Linked DNA regions of Homo sapiens: region 2 is linked to region 1. A link is a loop called in an ENCODE intact Hi-C map of the cell type or tissue named here. Cell type or tissue: A673. All regions are shown on one strand. Each heading gives the region's core, and the rest is flanking DNA. Links, peaks and the distances in the headings are about the cores only. Region 1 has its middle 77 kb from the start of RGS6. Region 2 overlaps PCNX1 (pecanex 1).

Region 1 (10,242 bases), core at 704-8,703:
TCTTTAGGATTTTCAAGGTAAAGGATCATATTGTCAGCAAACAGTGACAGTTTGACTTCCTCTTTGTCGATTTTGATGCCCTTTATTTCTTTCTCTTGCCTGATTGCTCTGGCTAGGACCTCCAGTACTATGTTGAAAAGGAGTAGTGAGAGTGGGTATCCTTGTCTTGTTCCAGTTCTCAGAGGGAATGCTTTCAACTTTTTCCCATTCAATATGATGTTGGCTGTGGGTTTGTCATAGATGGCTTTTATTACATTTAGGTATGTCCCTTGTATGCTGATTTTGCTGAAAGTTTTAATCATAAAGGGATGCTGGATTTTGTCAAATGCTTTTTCTGCATCTACTGAGATGATCATGTGATTCTGGTTTTTAATTCTGTTTATGTGGTCTATCACATTTATTGACTTGTGTATGTTAAACCATCCCTGCATCCCTGGTATTAAAACCACTTGATCATGGTGGATTATCTTTTTGATATGCTGTTGGATTTGGTTAGCTAGTATTTTGTTAAGAATTTTAGCGTCTCTGTCCATCAAGGATATCGGTCCATAGTTTTCTTTTTTGATTATATCTTTTCCTGGTTTTGGTATAGGGTGATGCTGGTTTCATAGAATGAATTAGAAAGAGTTCCCTCTTTCTTGATCTTGTAGAATAGTGTCTAAAGAATTGGTATCAATTCTTCTTTGAATGTCTGGTAGAAGAACTCTGCTCTGAATCCATTTGGTCCTGGACTTCTTTTGTTGTTGGTAATTTTTTAATTACCACTTCAATCTTGCTGCTTGTTATCAGTCTGCTCAGGGTATCTAATTCTTCCTGATTTAAGCTAGGAGGGTTGTATTTTTCCAGGAATTTATCTATCTCTTCAAGGTTTTCTAGTTTATCTGCATAAAGGTGTTCACAGTAGCCTTGAATTATCTTTTGTATTTCAGTGGTGTCAGTTGTAATATCTCCTGTTTCATTTCTTAATGAAGTTATTTGGATTTTCTCTCTTCTTTTCTTGGTTAATCTTGCAACGGTCTATCAATTTTATTAAACTTTTCAAAGAACCTCATGTTTGTTTTATGTTTTGTATTTTTTTTGTTTCAATTTCATTTAGTTCTGCTCTGCTCTTGGTTATTTCCTTTCGTCTGCTGGGTTTGGGTTTGGTGTGCTCTTGTTTCTCTAGTTCCTTGAGGTGTGAGCTTAGAATATGAGTTTGTGCTCTTTCAATCTTTTTGATGTAGGCATTTAGGGCTACGAACTTTTCCTCTTAGCACCACCTTTGCTATACCCTGGAGGTTTTGATAGGTTGTATCGTTATTGTCATTCAGTTTGAATAATTTTTTAATTTCCATCTGGATTTTGGTTTTGACCTAATGCTCATTCAGGAACAGGTTATTTAACTTCCATGTATTTGCATGACTTTGAAGGCTCCTTTTGGAGTTGGTTTCCAGTTTTATTCCACTGTGGTCTGAGAGAGTACTTGATATAATTTCAATTTTCTTAAATCTATTGAGACTCATTTTATGGCCTATCATATGGTCTATCTTGGAAAAAGTTCCATGCACTGTTGAATAGAATGTGTATTCTGTGGTTGTTGGATGAAATGTTCTGTTTATATCTGTTAAGTCTATTTGTTCCAAGGTATAGTTTAAAACCATTGTTTCTTTGTTGACTTTCTGTTTCAATAACCTGTCTACTGCTGTCAGTGGAGTATTGAAGTCCCCCACTATTATTGTGTTGCTGTCTATCTCATTTCTTAGGTCTATTAGTAATCGTTTTATAAATTTGGGAGCTCCAGTGTTAGGTGTACATATGTTTAGGATTGTGATATTTTCCTGTTGGACAAGGCCATTTACCATTATATAATGTCCCTCTTTGTCTCTTTTAACTGCTGTTGCTTTAGAGTTTGTTTTGTCTGATACAAGAATGGCTACCCCTGCTCGCTTTTGGTGTCCATTTGAGTGAAATACCTTTTTCCACCCCTTTACTTGAAGTTTATGTGAGTCCGTATGTGTTAGGTGAGTCTCCCGCAGGCAGCAGAGAGTTAGTTGGTGAGTTCTTATCCATTCTGCAGTTCTGTATCTTTCAAGTGGAACATTTAGGCCATTTACAGTCAATGTTAGTATTGAGATGTGAGGTACCATTGCATTCATTGTGCTATTTGTTGCTTGCATACCTCGGTTTTTTTTTTGTTTTTGCTTTTTAACTTGCATTTTTGTTTTATAGGTTCTGTGTGATTTACGCTTTAAAGAGTTTCTGTTTGTATGTGTTTCCAGGATTTGTTTGAAGATTTAGAGCTCCTTTTAGCAGTTCTTATAGTGGTGGCTTGGTAGTGGCGAATTCTCTCAGCATTTGTTTGTCTGAAAAAGACTGCATCTTTCCTTCATATATGTTGCTTAGTTTTGCTGGATACAAAATTCTTGGCTGATAATTGTTTTGTTTGAGGAGGCTGAAGATAGGGCCCCAATCCCTTCTAGCTTTGCAGGGTTTCTGCTGGGAAATCTGCTGTTAATCTGATAGGTTTCCTTTATAGGTTACCTGAGTGTTTTTGTCTCACAGCTCTTAAAATTATTTTCTTTGTCTTAACTTTAGATAACCTGATGACAATATGCCTAGATGATGATCGTTTTGCGATGAATTTCCCAGCTGTTCTTTGTGCTTCTTTTATTTGCATGTCTAGGTCTCTAGCAAGGCCAGGGAAGTTTTCCTCGATTACTCCCCCAAATATGTTTTCAAAACTTTTAGATTTCTCTTCTTCCTCTGGAACACTGATTATTCTTAGGTTTGTTCCCTTAACATAATCCCAGACTTCTTGGAGGCTTTGTTCTTATTTTCTTATTGTTTTTCTTTGTCTTTGTTGGATTGGGTTAATTCCAAGACCTTGTCTTCGAGCTCTGAATTTCTTTTTCTACTTATTCAATTCCATTGCTGAGACTTTCCAGAGCATTTTGGATTTCTATAGGTGTGTCCAATATTTCCTGAAGTTTTGGTTGATTTTCTTTATGCTATCTATTTCCTTGAATATTTCTCCCTTCACTTCTTGCATCGTTTTTTGTATTTCCTTGCATTGGGCTTTGCCTTTCTCTGGTGCGTCCCTGATTGCTTGATAAGTAACCTCCTGAATTGTTTTTCAGGTAAATCAGGGATTTCTTCTTCTTGGTTTGGATCCACTGCTGGTGAGCAAGAGTGATTTTTGGGGGGTGTTAAAGAGCCTTGTTTTGTCATATTACCAGAGTTGGTTTTCTGGTTCCTTCTTATTTGGGTAGGCTCTGTCAGAGAGAAGGTTTAGGGCTGAGGGCTGTTGTTCAGATTCTTTTGTCCCATGGGGTGTTGCCTTGATGTAGTACTCTTCCTCTTTTCCTATGCATGTGGCTTCCTGTGAGCCAAGCTGCAGTGATTGTTATCTCTCTTCTGGGTCTAGCCACTTAGCAAGTCTACCCGGCTCTGGGCTGGTACTGGGGATTGTCTGCACATAGTCCTGTGATGTGAATCATCTATGGGTCTCTCAGTGTGGATACCAGTACCTGTTCCCATGGAGGTGGCAGGGGGTGAAATGGACTCTACGAGGTTGTCAGCTTTGGTGGTTTAATGTTCTATTTTTGTGCTGGTTGGCCTACTGCCAGGAGGTGGTGCTTTCCAGAAAGCATCAGCTGTGGTAGTATTGAGAGAAAATGGCAGTGGGCGGGGCCTTAAAACTCCCAAGAGTATATGCCCTTTGTCTTCAGCTACCAGGGTGCATAGGAAAGGCCCATCAGGTCGGGGCAGGGCTAAGCATGTCTGAGATCAGACTCTCCTTGGGCAGGTCTTGCTGTGGCTGCTGTGGGGTATGGGGGTGATGTTGCAAGGTCAATAGAGTAGTGTACCTAGCAGGATTATGGCTGCCTCTGCTGAGTCATGCAGGTTGTCAGGGAAGCGGGGGAAAGCCAGCAGTCACCAGCTTCACCCAGCTCCCACGCAAACCGAAGGGCCGATCTCACTCTCACCGTGCCCCTTCTAACAGCATTGTTTCTCTGCTCAGTTACACTACTATTGGCTGTTCTGGAAATCAGCAAACCAGTCAAATATGTTGTGTTCAATAGTTCCCTGGGGTTAGCAGACGTGGGCACACCTTAAAAACACAGTCAAGGTTGTCTTCAGCAACCTGTACCAGTCCTTTCTCTCTTCTGGTCCATCTGAAGTAGGTATTTTGTTTACAAATATTTCTCCAGCATCACACTCAGGAAATCTAAGATTAAATAAAAACTAAAAAGATGGTATTTCTGAAACATATTTCCTATAACATGTCCATCAAACAGAGAATGAAGAAATTGGAAGGATGAAAATGGAAGGAGGGATGGGGCATCAGTTGAGACAGAATGGGGGGTGGTACATTTTATGAATCCTCATTCCTACAAAATGAACCGCAAAGGCAGAGGCTTCTGTGTCTCTTGTATCTCCCCACATGCCCATCATGCTTTTTAAAAATCAGGCATTAAGAATTTGGGAATAGAAGGGACATTCATTTATTAAACATCATCTAAAATCAAGAGTCTAATCTTTAAAAACCTTCTTCAGTGGAGGGAGCTCACAGCCCTCTGACATGGGGGGAAGCTTATCTTCAGGCACACAAAATGGCAGAGGCCAGCAGGGGGCAGCAGCACAGCAGGAATATTGAGGCAAGCCTGGGGTATTGGGATGCAGCCAATGAAAAGTTGGCCAACAGGAAAATCATTGTCCTCTGCCCTTGGAAGAGCTTGATTAGAACCTGGAGCTTCACATAATAATCAAGATAAGAAATTTGGTGAAGTTCAATTTTCTTTTAAATTTTTGTCATGAAAAATTTCAAACACACACACACAGAATTAAAGAGAAAAGTATAGTGAACCAATATGTCCATTCCCCAGATTCATCATTATCAACATTCTGCCATACTTCCTCACCTGAACCTATTTTCTTTCTTTCTTTCTTATTTTAGAGACAATTGGAGTTTTAAATTTTAAAGTGTGTGTTCTTTCAAGGTGAGATTTGGTGAGTAGTCAAGCTCTAGTATAGTCCCACACTGCCATGAAGGACGTAAGCTCCTTTTATCCTTCTGCTCTGACACCCTTAGGTTACCTCATGGTGGCAAGATGGCAGCTGCACTTCTGGGAATCACATCCACATCCCAGGCAGAAGGCTGGGTGTAGTGGCTCATGCCTGTAGTCTCAGCACTTTGGGAGACCAAGGCGGGCAGATCACTTGAGATCAGGAGTTCAAGATCAGCCTGGTCAACATGGTGAAATCCTATCTCTACTAAAAATTCAAAAATTAGCTGGGCCTGGTGGTGGGCGTCTGTAATCCCAACTACTCAGGAGTCTGAGGAGGGAAAATCACTTGAACTCGGGAGGCAGAGTTTGCAGTGGGACTCCATCTCAAAAACAAACAAACAAAAAAACAACCATTCCAGGCAAAAAGAAGGAAGACCCAGGTTAAAAGGCAAATGTTAAAAGGCTACTTTCAGCATGAGAGAAAAAGACAGGGTGCTGGGGGAGCAGTAAAATTCAGGGACCACCACATGGAAATTCTAATTCAGCACCAAACAAATGTGAAGCTCAGAGGTAAGATAAGCTTAAAAAGCCACCTATGAAATAGGAGAGAATACTAGGAAGTCCAGCTCAGGAAAAATGCAACTGACATTTGTGTATCACTTCTTATAGCTTGCGATGAGATCAAGACTATACATGTTATCTCATTAAATTTGTCACAGCAACCCAATCGAGTAGGTTAAATAATTTTACAGATGATGAAATGAGACCTCAAGAGACCTCGTAACTTTCTCAAGGCTACAGAGCTGGTAAATAGTGGGTCCAAAATGATCTGCTCCTTATTGTCCTAATTTCCTTATTACTGATTCTTTCAGAGATATAATATGTGTTCCTCATGAAAAAAATCTGTAATCCTCACCATCGAAGGCCACTACTGCATATACTTGATTCCAAACCAGGAGCACAAAGGTGCGCATTCTTCTCGGGTCCATTGCAGTACACTGTTCAGCAAGCTGCAGTCCTAGCTGCGCCTTTAGTACGGGGGAAGCGGGGGTCCTGGATGAGGGTCTGGGCTGGGATGAGAGACCCTCATCCCCCAGCTCAGACACATCTGCTTTAAGAAATGGCTCACGCCTGTAATCCTAGCACTTTGGGAAGCCGAGGCTGGTGGATCATGAGGTCAAGAGATTCAGACCATCCTGGTCTACATGGTGATACCCCGTCTCTACTAAAAATACAAAAAAAATTAGCTGGGCGTGGTGGCGCATGCTTGTAGTCCCAGCTACTCGGGAGGCTGAGGCAGGAAAATTGGTTGAACCCGGGAGGCAGAGGTTACAGTGAGTCAAGATAGCACCACTGCACTCCAGCCTGGTGACAGAGCAAGACTCAGTCTCAAAAAAAAAAAAAAAAAAAGAAAGAAAAAAGAAATGGAGTAAAACTTCCTTGAAGCCACTGCTCTTCCGCTCTTTCCAATAAAAGGAAATGCACGTAGATCCACTGGGCTCAGAGTGACCTCCTGTCAAGGACTTCTAAATTGTCTTCAAAGATGGAAAATATTGCTTTGTACACAGCTCTTGGGATGGATTAATCATGAGCTGAATTTCACATAAAAGCAGAGACAAGAGACTTGATGCAGTCCAACATTCTTCCTTAACTTTTTTATTAAGAAAGTTTTCAAAAGTACACAAAAGAAAAGAGAATAATATAAAAAAACTCAATACACCCATCCTTGGATTCAACAATTATTCACTTTTTGCTCCAGTTGCTTCATGTCTTCCTTTTGGTCAGCCTTCTTTTTTTGTGAATATTTCTTAAAATCCCTGTCATCAGGCCATTTCACCCCAAAGTCCTTCCATATATCTCTCTAATAGACTTTTTATGTATAAACACAAAACCTTTATCACAATCAGTGGTATTAATACTCACTTTATATTCAAATTTTCGGCTGAGCATGGTGGCTCATGCCTGTAATTCCAGCACTTTGGGAGGCCGAGGCAGGTGGATCATTTGAGGTCAGGGGTTCGAGACCAGCCTGGCCAACATGGTGAAACCCCGTCTCTACTAAAAATACAAAAATTAGCCGGGTATGGTGGCGGAAGCTAGTAGTTCCAGCTACTTGGGAGGCCGAGGCAGGAAAATCACTTTAACCTGGGAGCCAGAGGTTGCAGTGAGCCGAGATCATGCCATTGCACTCCAGCCTGGGTGACAGAACAAGACTCTGTCTCAAAAAAAAAAAAAAAAAAAAAAAAATCAATTGTTTCAAAAATGTCTTTTTATAATTGGTTTCTTCAAAACAGGACCTAAACAAAATCAGGTCACTGCATTTGACTGTTATGTTGCTTAAATTTCTTCTAGCCTAGAGTAGTGTTACCAACTTACTGCCAGCAAGGTTCTCTAATTTCTTGAGTTCTTCAACTGTGTTCTTCCTCACCTCCACATCTCGGTACTTGCTGTACTTTCTGCCTAAAAGATGTCCCCTGGCCCATACATTGCCCCAAAATCTTCTGCTTGTCCTTCAGCTTTCAAATGAGATATTCTTGCTGGTATAACGTAGCCCTCTGTCAGAGCTTCTTTTGTTAAGCCCTTTGATTGTGATCCTAGTGTGCGTATTGATTACTATATTTATCAAGAGTTTTTGCATCATATGGAAAATGGCTACCAATGGGACTGGGCAAAAAATTCAGTCTGTTAAATGCAGACTCTGATTCCACAGTTCTGGGATGAGGTGTGAGGATCTGCATTCCTCACAGGCTCCCTGGTGATGTCAATGCAGCTTGTCTAAAGACTGCACAATGAGTGGTGACAGGCTAGATCATTCCCCACTTCCTCTATCTAAGTGTGGTAACACTTACCACACTGTATTGCAATGGTTTCTTTGAATATCTGTCTTCCCTCTAGAACAGGGGTTTGTAAACTATTGGAACAAAGCCATACCCATTTGTTAATGTCTTGTATGTGACTGCTTTTGAGCTATAACATCAGAGTTGAGCAGTTGCAAGAGAGACCATATGGCCCACAAAGTCTGAAATATTTACCATCTGGCTCTTAATGGAAAAAGTTTGCCAACCCTTCCTTTAGACTGTAGTGCAGGGAGATAGTTTTTTCTTTTTCTTTTCCTTTTTTTTTTTTTTTTTTTTTTTTTTTGAGACAGAGTCTTGCTCTGTCGCCCAGGCTGGAGTTCAGTGGCGCAATCCTCTCTCACTGCTACCTCCACCTCCTGGGCTCAAGCGATTCTCCTGCCTCAGTCTCCTGAATAGCTAGGATTATAGGCACCCGCCATCCCACCCAGCTAACTTTTGTGTTTTTAGTAGAGATGGGGTTTCACCATGTTGGCCAGGCTGGTCTCGAACTCCTGACCTCCGGTAATCCGCCCACCTCGGCCTGCCAAAGTGCTGGGATTATAGGCATGAGCCACCGTGCCTGGCCAGGAGAGAGCTTTTTCATTAGAATATCTCAGACCCAAGTCAAAGACCCTGCACATAATAGGGACTGAGTAAGTAAGTTACTGAACGATGAATAATGAGAGTAACCGACAATAAGTGAGCGCTTACTACATGCCAGGAATTATACTAAATGTTTTATATGCAGCATCTCATTTAATTCCATGCTAACTCTATGCAGGGGGAAGACTATTCTCATGTTTCAGGTAAAGAAACAGAGGCTTAGAGGTTCCTTTCCTATCCATGTTGAAAGGACTCACAAGCCCATGTAATCTGACTCTAGCACACTTTAACAGTTGAAAAGTTGCTCATGGAAAGGTTAAGCAAAACCTGTTTATCCTGGGCCCATTTGAGGCAGACTGAGTCACTGTCTCTGTGAAAATGACTACCAACGGGACTGGGCAAAAAATATTAAAACATTCTTACAGTTTAAATCAAAAGACGCCAGGTTAATTGAACATACACACACATAAAACACCTTCTTTGTAGTAAATACTATCCAATTACAGTGGACCCAGCCATTCTTCGAAGAGTCCAAAGAGTGACCTGTACTTAAGAGAATTATAAGATTATAAACTACCTAGGGACTTCTTTCCCTTGGAAGCTCTTTCTTCACCCTGCACACCCCAAAAACTGTCTCCAGTACAGCACCTTGCTCAGTCTTGAGCCACTGTAGGCACTTGATAAGAGAGAGCCTACATGGAAGAATGAAGCAGGTGAAATCTATTAAACTTGAGAAAGCTTCTCGTACATGCTACTTCATTTTCTAGTACCATAATTCCCAGAAGATAGGGAGAAGGGTGGCAACTTGTTTAACCCTTTATTATTATTATTATTATTATTTTGAGATAGATCTCATTCTGTTGAGCAGTGGTGTGATCTCAACTCACAGCAGCCTCAACCTCCTGGGCTCAATCAATCCTCTAGCATCAGGCTCCCAAGTAGCTGGGACTACAGGTGTGCACCACCACACCCAGCTAATTTTTTTTTTATTTTTTATAGAGATGGGGTTTAGCCATGTTACCCGGGCTGGTTTTGAGTTCCTGGGCTTAAGCAATCCTCCTGCCTCAGTCTCCCAAAGTGCTGAGATTATAGGTATGAGCCACTGTGCCCAGCCTTATTATTATTTTATTAAAAGCCAAAGGCTAAAGTGACTCAGCCAGTGTTTCGTGGAATAGTAATAATTCTAGGAGTGAAATGCACGTGTCTTATGTTCCAATATAGTGAGAAAGAGAAGTTCAAATACAGCTAGAAATAATGAAAGAGAAAGAGAAACACAGGGAATGGTGAAAAAGAGAAAAACACATACAAGGCAGATACTAGCCTGCCAGAGCAACTGAGCAAGTCCAGAAGCCATGGTGAGAAATTAGTCTGGAACACAAGACTCTTTGATTATGATCCTAGTTTGCATATTGATTACTATATTTGTTAAGAGCTTTGGGATCTTATGGAAAAAAGAAACTGGGATATACATTTCAAAAACTCTCATAATGATTATTATCATTGAAGGGATTCCATGGGGAAAAAAGAGTCACCCCTCTTCTTAATCTGGAGAATAACACTGACATCTAGTCTCAAAACTGCCCTTTGAACAGACCATTTTCCTGCCCTTGTGGAGAATTCTGTTTGTGGCTCTAAATGTTCCTCTCATTCAGAAATTCAAGGTTTGATAATGAAGGAGTTGAAGTCTTGAGGAGCCTCCTTTTGATCAAATTTGACTGCAACCAGTCTGTTCTCTAGGAATTCAGAGAGAATGTAAGCATGATTACCTAACTTTACAGTTTAAAAAAGAATTCCTTAGACTCTGCTTTCATACA
Region 2 (10,242 bases), core at 1,289-9,288, 750 kb after region 1:
TGGCAGGACTTAAGGTGTTGCCTGGCTGTGCATCAGTGGCACTGCTCTGACCTCCCTCTGTCGCAAGAAAGCCCACGAGAGTGTGATGTTTGCAGGCTGGGATGCTTTGGCTGGAGCTGCTGGAGGAAGGCAGGCCGTGCTGCACACAGGCCAGGCCGCTCTGACCTGAGGGTTCCATTTGGTTCACCATCGACAGTCGGGATTGGATGGATGATGGCAAGTTTCGAAGCGATATCTGACTAGTAGAAGAGCGCCGACAAGGCACAAACCCAGTGGTGGACATCCGGAGGGATGAATGCCGGCTGCTATAGCAGTAGGAAGACTGGCTGGCTACTGAGGCCCGGGCAGGAGACTGTCTGACCAGGCCCGACTGCACAGAGTGAGAGCTGTGGCTAGTGCCTAGGAGGAGAAACAGCAGCACTCACTCAAAGTAGAATGACTCAGACACAATACTTCTGTTTTGCAGTTTCTAAGACTTTTTCCCCTAAGCAATTAATTGGTGAACTGACAGAACTTAACGTTTATGCCTAAAACTTTTAAAGTTAAGAAAAAGAAATACGTATCTGAGATCTATTTTCTTTTGTGGTTCTTGTAATATATTTTTTATTTGCTAAAGTTTTTTAAAGTTCAAATTCTGTGGCATATGAAAGACAATTAATAATTAAATATTTTACAGCAAATATCAGGACTTAAGGTTGGGATAAATCCTAAAATATGTTTCACAGAAGCATTTTAAAATAACAAGAATACTTCCATAATATATCAGAAATGAAATATCTCACGGAAATGAGACAGTCAGAAGGATTTACTAAGAAACACTGCATGATCTCACTTGTGGAATCTGAAAACCCCGAACTCACAGAAGCAGAGAGTAGAATGGTGGTTGCCAGGGGCTGGGGAAGAGGAGGTGTTGGTCAAAGGGTACAGAGTTCCACTGAGTCAAGAGGAACAAGCTCTGGAGGTCTACTGTACAGCCTGGGGACTAGAGTTAATAATAATGTGTTGTATGCTTAAAAATTGTTGAGTAGCTCTAAAACATTCTTATCACAAAGAAGTATATGAGGTGATGGATAGGTTAACTAGCTTAATTTAATCATTTCACAATATATTCACATATCAAAACATGATGTTGTATACCATAAATATATATAATTTTTGCCAGTTAAAAAGAAATATTTATTAAGGCCCTACTATGTGGCAAGCTCTATAACTACTATTTCTCAAAGTATAGTATTACTGCCCTTTCAACTTCTACCAAGGAAAAGCTACACTGTCTATAGAGAGACAGTGAATACCACGCTGTAATTTTCATATACATTTGGGGATCACTACTAAATCGGAATGATCAGTGGCACTGAAAAGCAGGTTCTTCTGCATCCTTTTTCAAGTGGCTTGATATGATTCTTCAGACTTGTCTTTTTCTTGACTCATAAGAGTAATGTAAAATTAATTACATTGAAACATAGCTACATGTACTTTTTACCTAAAAATAAAAAGAGCTAATCAAGGTAAGAACAAAAAGTACATTTAAAGAACACTGAAAGTTTTAGGTTTTCACCTAAATAAAAAATATTTAATTATTCATTATGTCTTTCATATGCCACAGAATTTGAACTTTAAAAAACTTCAGCAAATAAAAAAAAAATTACAAAAACCACAAAAGAAAACAGATCTCAGATACGTATTTCTGAACATCCAAAATGTTGATCTATCAGGTCTCTTCACTTGAATCCCATTGAAAATATATATATTTAAATTTAATAAATGTCTTTACATTTAAGTAAATGTCTTAGAACTTTATTTGATTCACGTGAAGCAGTCAGGGGGGCAGTTGGGGAGAGGATCAACTTCTTCATATGGCTGGATCAACTGCCCAGCCATATGGAGACAGTTGAGACCTGATTCCTTCTGCACACCAGGTGGATTGTAGATCTCATGTCAAAGGGAAATTAATAAAAGCATACTTTGAGGGCCTAGGGACAGGGAAAATTTTCTTAATTAGGACATAAAAAGTACTAATGATAAAATAAATGAATAGTAAGTTGTTCTCACTAAAACTAAGGACTTCTCATCAGAAGAAGGCAAGTAACTCTTCACAGTAAGAGAATGAAAAGACAAGGGACAGAATGGGAAAAGATATTTGTGGTACAGAAAACTGAAAGAGCTCAAATCCAGAATATAAAACACAAATCAGTAAGAAAAAGATAACCAAATAGAAAAATAGGCAAAAGATGTAACTAGGCACTTTAGAAAGAGGAGCTGCTGATAAATTCATTAAAAACTTCCATTCTTAGGTATCAGAGTAATGCAAATTAAAAGAATAAAATTAAAGACCACCCCTTCTCCTGCCCCCACTGGAGCAAGCAAGGAGCAGAGGCAGGAACTGACAATCTTCAAAGCTGGGAAGGTTGATAGGACTGGTGAGAGTACCAACTGGTTTAAAAAAAAAAAAAAACCTTTCTGGAAAGATTTTTGGCATTATATATCAAGAGTCTTATTCTCATAGGCTTTGGCCTAGTGATTTCATTTTTAAAGTCTCTAACCTATGAAAATAATAAATGATTATAAAGACTTATATACAAAGACTATTACAACATTGTTAGAAGAAAAACCAAGTAATTGTCCAACAGGGGAGAAGTTAATTATAATAGTTAAATATTGTTAGCCTTTAAAAATTATATTTTCAGCTGGGCGTGGTGGCTCACGCCTGTAATCTCAGCACTTTGGGAGGCCAAGGTGGGCGGATCACAAGGTCAGGAGATCGAGACCATTCTGGCTAACATGGTTGAAACCTCGTCTCTACGAAAAATACAAAAAAAAAATTAGTTGGGCGCAGTGGCATGCACCTGTAGTCCCAGCTACTCGGGAGGCTGAGGTAGGAGAATGGTGTGAACCCAGGAGGCAGAGCTTGCAGTGAGCCGAGATGGCACCACTGCACTCCAGCCTGAGCAACAGAGTGAGACTCTGTCTCAAAAAATTAAAAATAATAAAAAAAATAAAAATTATATTTTCAAAGAATCCTTAATATATTAAAATGTTTATGTTGAATTATCAAGTTTTAAAAGTATATATACAAATATATAAAATATATATTTATATATATAAAATAATATGAACAAATGGAATAATGTACAACTTGGAATAAAAAAAATTATATTTCTGGGCTGGGTGTGGTGGCTCACGCCTGTAATCCCAGCACTTTGGGAGGCCGAGACGGGCAGATCATGAGGTCAGGAGATGGAGAACATCCTGGCTAACATGGTGAAACCCTGTCTCTACTAAAAATGCAAAAAAATAGCCGGGCGTGGTGGCAGGGGCCTTAGTCCCAGCTACTCAGGAGGCTGAGGCAGAAGAATGGCATGAACCCGGGAGGCGGAGCTTGCAGTGAGCCGAGACTGTGACACTGCACTCCAGCCAGAGCAAGACTCCATCTCAAAAAAAAAAAAAAATTCTATTTCTGAATTTCCAAGTGGACCACATGTAATCCTCTTTATACACATATACTAACCAGCCTCTATGGCTAAGAAGCTAACATTAGACATATAACTTTGTTTCACATTACCTAGTGTTGGAGGATAAGATGTGACAGGTGGGTGGAGTCCAGTTCCTGATCCCTGCCCAGGATTTCCAATGCTTCCCTGGGTCACGTTGCTGTGGGGATTGTTGGCAGTTGTTGCATTGTTACCAGTGCAGGAAGTCCCACCTCCAGTATCAGAATCTTCAATATTGCCACCACTGTTACATCCAGCTCCGCAACCTTTCCTAAGCCTAGGAACAAATACCAGAGTAGGAAGCATTATTCCAAGATCACTTCAAAATGGGTATTTTATTCTTTTTCCAGCTATTCTGAACTGCAAATGCTACTAATGTTCACCTTTTAAAGTCTTTATGGTGCAATCAATATTAGGAACAAAAAAACTCATTACGTTTTCAAAGAGTGGCTTAAGAACTATACCCGTCATATTCACTGCCTCAAATCTTTCATATGCTCTATTATCTGTCCTGCACCATAATAAAGAACTGTATATAACTCAGTTGTACCATTAAGATCACAGCTGGAAATGGAATTTTTTTTTTTTTGAGACGGAGTCTCGCTGTCACCAGGCTGGAGTGCAGTGGCACAATCTCGGCTCACTGCAACCTCCACCTCCAAGTTCAAACGATTTTCCTGCCTCAGCCTCCTGAGTAGCTGGGACTACAGGCGCCCACTACCATGTCCAGCTAATTTTGTATTTTTAGTAGAGATGGGGTTTCATCATGTTAGCCAGGATGGTCTCAATCTCTTGACCTTATGATCTGCCCACCTCAGCTTCCCAAAGTGCTGGGATTACCCAGTGTGAGCCACAGCGCCGGGCCTGGAAACAGAATTCTTACCAGTGCCAATGTCTGTTCAGTGACTCTGAAGTATGTAACCCCTGAAAACCTAATTTATTTATACTGTTAATATAGTGTACTTGAAGAGAGGTGCTGAAATCATTTTTCCTATTTTTAAAAAATGGAGAGTGACTAAGCAAACGAGGACAATTGGGCACTCTATGCCATTTTTCTTAGGGGGAAAGAATCTCTTTACGGTAATTCCAGCATATTAGATCTTTTTTGGAAAGAAAATTTCTTTGAACACTCCCCTGACTTATATTGTGCCTTCTGTTTGGGCGGAGATTGAACATTTGAGAGTTTGCTGCTTTAATTGCCAGATTTGGTTTTCTTAAGCTATATTTAAGAATCTGAACAACCCTTATGTTCTGCAATATTTCTTCATCATCCAAACTATGATGTTCCTACACCAGACATAATTTACTAGACAAAAGACAGAGAAAAAAAATCATGTGAATATTTGAAAACACTGTAGATTTCAGATCTGAGTGAGAATGTATTGTTAAAAAGGCAGTAGTATCTCTGCATTGCCATCAAGTTTCAATGTGTACAGAGTGCTCCCCCTAGTGTTGGAACAGAATGGTAAACTAGACAAAGTAATCAACTTGCATGTTATGTTTTTCTCTTAACTTCCCGTTTGTACAGAACAAATATTCAAATATTCTAATAGTGGTAATATACAACAGAAAGTTAAAAAAATTAAACAAATAAAGGGAATTTTCCAAGATTCTACCAAGTAATGGAGCAATGGTTCTTAACCAGTTATACATCAGATTTATCTAATAAGATTTTGAAGATAAGAATGCTCAGATTCTACTTCTTGAAGTTCAGAAATAATGGGTTCATATTGTACCATGGCACCTGTAATTTTTTCTACAAGCTTCCCAGGTGATGCACACTGCCTAGATTAAGAGGGTCAGGAATACACCAGCACTGAATAATACAATCCCTTGGCTCACCTGTGCCAGGTTGACACTATGAAGTTCCTGATATTTCCCAAGCTGATAGGACCCCCAAGAATGTCTTTAAGCTGTTCGTGGCTGTCAGAGTAAGAAGTTGTCAGGGGTGAGACAAAGATTGGGTAGCCAATAGGTTGATCACAAGATGAGTTTATCATGTTTCTCAGGGCTTGCTTTGCATTTTGGATGCTACCTCTCTCTGGGTTACGGTTACGTAGAAAAACAAGCTCCTGCTGTTGCCCTGCCCAAAGACCTCGGACACATTCCTTATTCACCTGAAAACCAGAACACAAGGGAATTAGGTTAAGGGGCCAAGAATAAAATTCACAGAAACAGAAGAGCAGAAATGGGAGGAATACAAAAGATATTATGATAACCAGTTGTGAAAAGCGGGGAACAAATATAAGTAGGTCACATTTAAATAGGAGGTAGCCAATTTCCCTTTGTCATTAGCAGGTTGCTAAATAATAAGTATCTACACAGCTCTTTCTTCATGCTCTGTATTTAAAGTATCAAGTAAAATAAAGTCAATTTAGTTTTTTAACTTGGCAAAGCACTGATAAATAAGACTATAGACATCTTTTATAGAAATGAGAGATAAATATTTACGGTTGAAAGAATGTTTATGACATTTGTGGGTCGATTAATGTGAATTTAAAAAATAACTATAAACTATCAGAATAAAATTTCAGAAATTAAGCCTCTTAAAGCACTGAGATGTTTAAAAAAACAAACAAGCAAAAGTTAGAATGAACTATTTAACTTCTGATCTTTATTAAGTACATGGTATGCTATCATTTTGCAACCTAAGAATCATATTATATTAGCAATATGGTGCTGACTTTTTAAAAAGAGATGCTGCCCAAATTGCATATATAAAATATATAAGACCTGCCATTTAATGGATAAAAGACTGTCAAAACTGAAATAACCAAAAATTTTAAGGCTTTATGGCACATGAGAAACTTTCAGAGGACAGAATAAAGTACTAAAAAAAAATAAGTAAAATTAAGTGCTCATAAACAAGAAAGACAAATGTAATATGGTCATCACATTTTTTTTCTGTGAAAAAACTTTCAATTACTTTTTAAAAGTTTACATCAAGGCTGGGCGTGGTGGCTCACACCTGTAATTGTACAGCTTTGGGAGGCTGAGTCAGGTGGATCACTTGAGGCCAGGAGTGTGAGACCAGCCTGGGCAACATTGCAAAACCCTGTCTCTACAAAAAACACAAAAATTAGCCGGACATGGTGGTGCATGTCTGTAGTCCCAGCTTCTCGATAGGCTGAGGTGGAGCAAAGGGAGGTCGAGAGCCTGCAGTAAGCCCATGATCATGCCACTGTATTCCAGCCTGGGCCCAAAGTGAGACTCTGTCTCAAAAAAAAAAAATTTTAGATCAAGTTATTCAACTTCTATGTTTTGGACCAAATAAATACCTCAAACACTTACTTTAATGACCCTGAAGCTCAGGTAGCGTCTGTTGAGCATGATGATTTTATATTCATTGGTGCCATCATCCATGACATGCCGCAGAGCAAGCAAGGAGGGAGAGTTGGCAAGTACTGCACTCCGCCATGCAGGGTCCCCTTCATGGGCTATTACGAGGTTCTTCTCATGAGATACTATGGCTTCATAGAGCACAGTAGGGTCATCATATTCATCTGGAGAAGTAAAATGATCCTAAATACAAAAATAATATATAAATTTTTAAAGGAAAATAAAAGAACTGATAACTTCTACAGTTACTAAGTGAAAGTTCTTAAAAACTGGTTTATTATGAATATTTCAACACATGTTAATATTATTAGAGATAAATTATAGATTCTCAGTCATAACTGGGTTAGGAAGTAGCTCATTACTGCTATACTATTTTTGTAAATTCCTCAATCCAACCCTCTCCTCTAAGTTCTAGATGAATAAACATCATTTCTGGTTTTTATGTGTTTTGTTTTTCTCTTTCAAGTTGGTTTTTCATATCTTTATTCATGTTTTTTTTTCTGTTGAAGGATTACGTCACTATTAGGTAAGGAAGGCTAAAACTACATAAAAGGTCTCTATATTGTGTTTCTTCTTAACTAGATACTTTTCACATAAAGTCGTATCTCTAAAATGGGTTCTAATATATCACTTTATCCTGCCTCTCACCTAGTTAAGATACAGCTCAAAGCTAGCAGCTCTGAGCACAGATTTGGGGTCCTAGTCCTAGAGAAGTTGGTAAAGTTTTCTCTGAAAAGTATCTTGGTCTTAATAACTACTTATTCATTTGATAGTTATTCAGTATCTACCATGTACAAGACTGTCTGGCAGGCAGCATGGATAAAACAAAGAAGATATGAAATGTATCTCCCTATTACAAACCTACACATTAACAGGGACAGGACATATACTGAAATAACTGTAACACAAATCTGCAGTTTTGAAATGGTATATTAAAGAAATGTAAATATGATAGGCTGCTTTCATATTTATAGTTGGGAGGCTGACAAATTTCTGTATCCCAGTAAAGTAATCCATTTGCACTCAAGTCAACTGACCAGAATTTGTGCTATGTGAAAGGAGAAGAGGGAGAGTAAGAAGGAATATCCTTAAGGATAGAGCCTGTTAGCTGGGGGGTTGAGATATGTGAGATAATACTGTATACATAAATAATGCTTCATAATGTAAAATGTTCTACATTATTTCACTGGAATTTTACAACAATCTTGTCAAGTAGGTTGAGTTGATAATACCTGCATTTTCCATGTTTAAAAACTGAAGCTTAAAGAGGCTTAATTGCTTCCTAAGTGTAGGAAGTTAGTAAATGCCAGGCAGAAGATTTTGGACCTCGAAGACTGGTATTCTGGAATAACTCAGTCAGACAAAATAAAGAAAAAAGAATAAAAGAAATGAAGAGAGTCTTTGAGGAATACGGGATTATGTAAAGCAACCAAACTTACCAATTAATGACATTCCTGAGAGAGGAGGTGGAAAAGTAAACAACCTGAAAAACATATTTGAGGGAATAACTCAAGAGCATTTCCCTAATCTTGCTAGAAAGGTGGACATCCAGATACAAGAAATCTGAGAACAGCTGTGAGATACTATACAAAATGAACATCACCAGGCATACAGTCACCAGGGTGTCCAAGGTCAACACTAAAGAAAAATTCTTAAAGGCAGCTAGAGAAAAAGGTCAGATCACATAAAAAGGGAACCCCATCAGGTTAATAGTAAACTTCTCAGAAGAAACTTTATAAGCCAGAAGGGATTGGGGCCTGTTTTCAGCATTCTTAAAGAAATTCCAACCAAGAATTTCATATCCTGCCAAACTAAGCTTCATAAGTGAAAGAGAAATAAAATCTTTTCCAGACAAGCAAGTGCTAAGGAAGTTTGTTACCACTTAACCAGCCTTATAAGAGATCCTTAAGGGAGTTCTAAACATGGAAACAAAAAAATAATACCTGCTACCACAAAAACACACTTAAGAACACAGCCCACAGACCCTATAAAGCAACCATACAGTAGAACTACGAAGCAACCATTCATGATACATGATAGGACCTTCATGATAGGACCAACAACTTCCTAATAGGACCAAAACCTCACATATCAATATTAACCTTGAATGTAAATGGTCTAAACACCCCACTTAAAAGACACAGAGTTGCAAGGTAGATTAAAAAAAAAAGATCCATTTGTCTGGTCTCTTCAAGAGACCCATCTCACATGCAATGACACTCATAGGTGCAAAGTAAAGGGCTGGAGAAAGATTTATCATGCAAACAAACAAAAAGAGCAGGGGTCACTATTCCTATATCAGATAAAATAGACTTTAACAACAGTAAAAATGGAAACAAAAGGTCATTACCTAATGATAGAAAGTTCAATTTAACAAGAAGACATAACTATCCTACATATATATGCACCCAACATTGGAGCACCCAGATTCATAAAACAAGGTTTTACTGGCCTACAAAAAGACTTAGCCACATAGTAATAGTACGGGACTTCAATACCCCACTGACAGTGTTAGATCACTGAGGCAAAAAACTAACAAAGAAACTCTGGACTTAAGTTTGACACTTGGCCAATTGGATCTAATAGACACCTACAGAATACTCCACCCATCAACCACAGACTATACATTATTTTTATCTGCACACAGAACATACCCTATGATCGACCACATGCCTGGCCATAAAGCAAGTTTCAATAAATTAAAAAATCAAAATAGGCCGGGCGTGGTGGCTCACGCCTGTAATCCCAGGACTTTGGGAAGCCAAGGCAGGTGGATCACGAGGTCAGGAGATCGAGACCATCCTGGCTAACACGGTGAAACCCCGTCTCTACTAAAAATACAAAAAATTAGCCAGACGTGGTGGCGGGCGCCTGCAGTCCCAGCTAATCGGGAGGCTGAGGCAGGAGAATGGCAGGAAACCAGGAGGCCAAGCTTGCAGTGAGCCGAGATCACGCCACTGCACTCCAGCCTGGGCAACAAAGTGAGACTCCGTCTCAAAAAAAAAAAAAAAAATCAAAATAATAGTAACCATACTCTTGGACCACAGTGGAATAAAAATGGAAATCAATACCAAGAAGATCTCTGAAAACCACACAATTACATGGGAATTAAACAACTTTCTTGTGAATGACTTTTGCGTAAAGAAATGAAGTTAAAGCAGAAATAAAAAAATTATTTGAAATAAATGAAAACAGAGATACAACATGCCAAAATCTCCAGGATGCAGCATCTATGACAAACCCACAGCCCTCATACTGAATGGGGAAAAGCTGGAAGCATCCCCCTTGAGAACCAGAACAAAACAAGGATGTCCACTCTCACCACTCCTATTCAACACAGTACCAGAAATCCTAGCCACAGCAATCAGGCAGCGGGGAAAAAAAGGCATCCAAATCGGAAAAGAAGTCAAAG

What was found. Hi-C counts contacts between places; a loop is a spot of excess contacts. Peaks named below come from ENCODE experiments on the same cell type or tissue, not always from the same donor. Only the 100,000 strongest peaks of a DNase experiment are listed, where the experiment ranks them.
Region 2: it touches region 1 in a loop (3-fold over the local background); 8 of 110 quality-filtered maps call a loop at or near these places.

The regions. Positions count from the first base shown.
Region 1 is chr14:71,849,968-71,860,209 of GRCh38, reverse strand. No RefSeq gene overlaps it. Among named protein-coding and RNA genes, the nearest start is that of RGS6, 77 kb to the left of the region's middle. RefSeq lists enhancers at 3,879-3,948, 7,535-8,036. In A673, for the core only: CTCF peaks have their summits at 4,397 and 4,601 (motif pointing right); DNase peaks (open chromatin) are centred at 3,659, 4,619 and 7,869.
Region 2 is chr14:71,098,761-71,109,002 of GRCh38, reverse strand. It overlaps PCNX1 (pecanex 1), which reads right to left. Exons shown (of 36, transcript NM_014982.3): 31 at 6,783-7,013; 32 at 5,334-5,608; 33 at 3,563-3,768; 34 at 1-399. Among named protein-coding and RNA genes, the nearest start is that of PCNX1, 200 kb to the right of the region's middle. In A673, for the core only: a CTCF peak has its summit at 4,938 (motif pointing left); a DNase peak (open chromatin) is centred at 4,922; H3K27ac peaks cover 511 bases.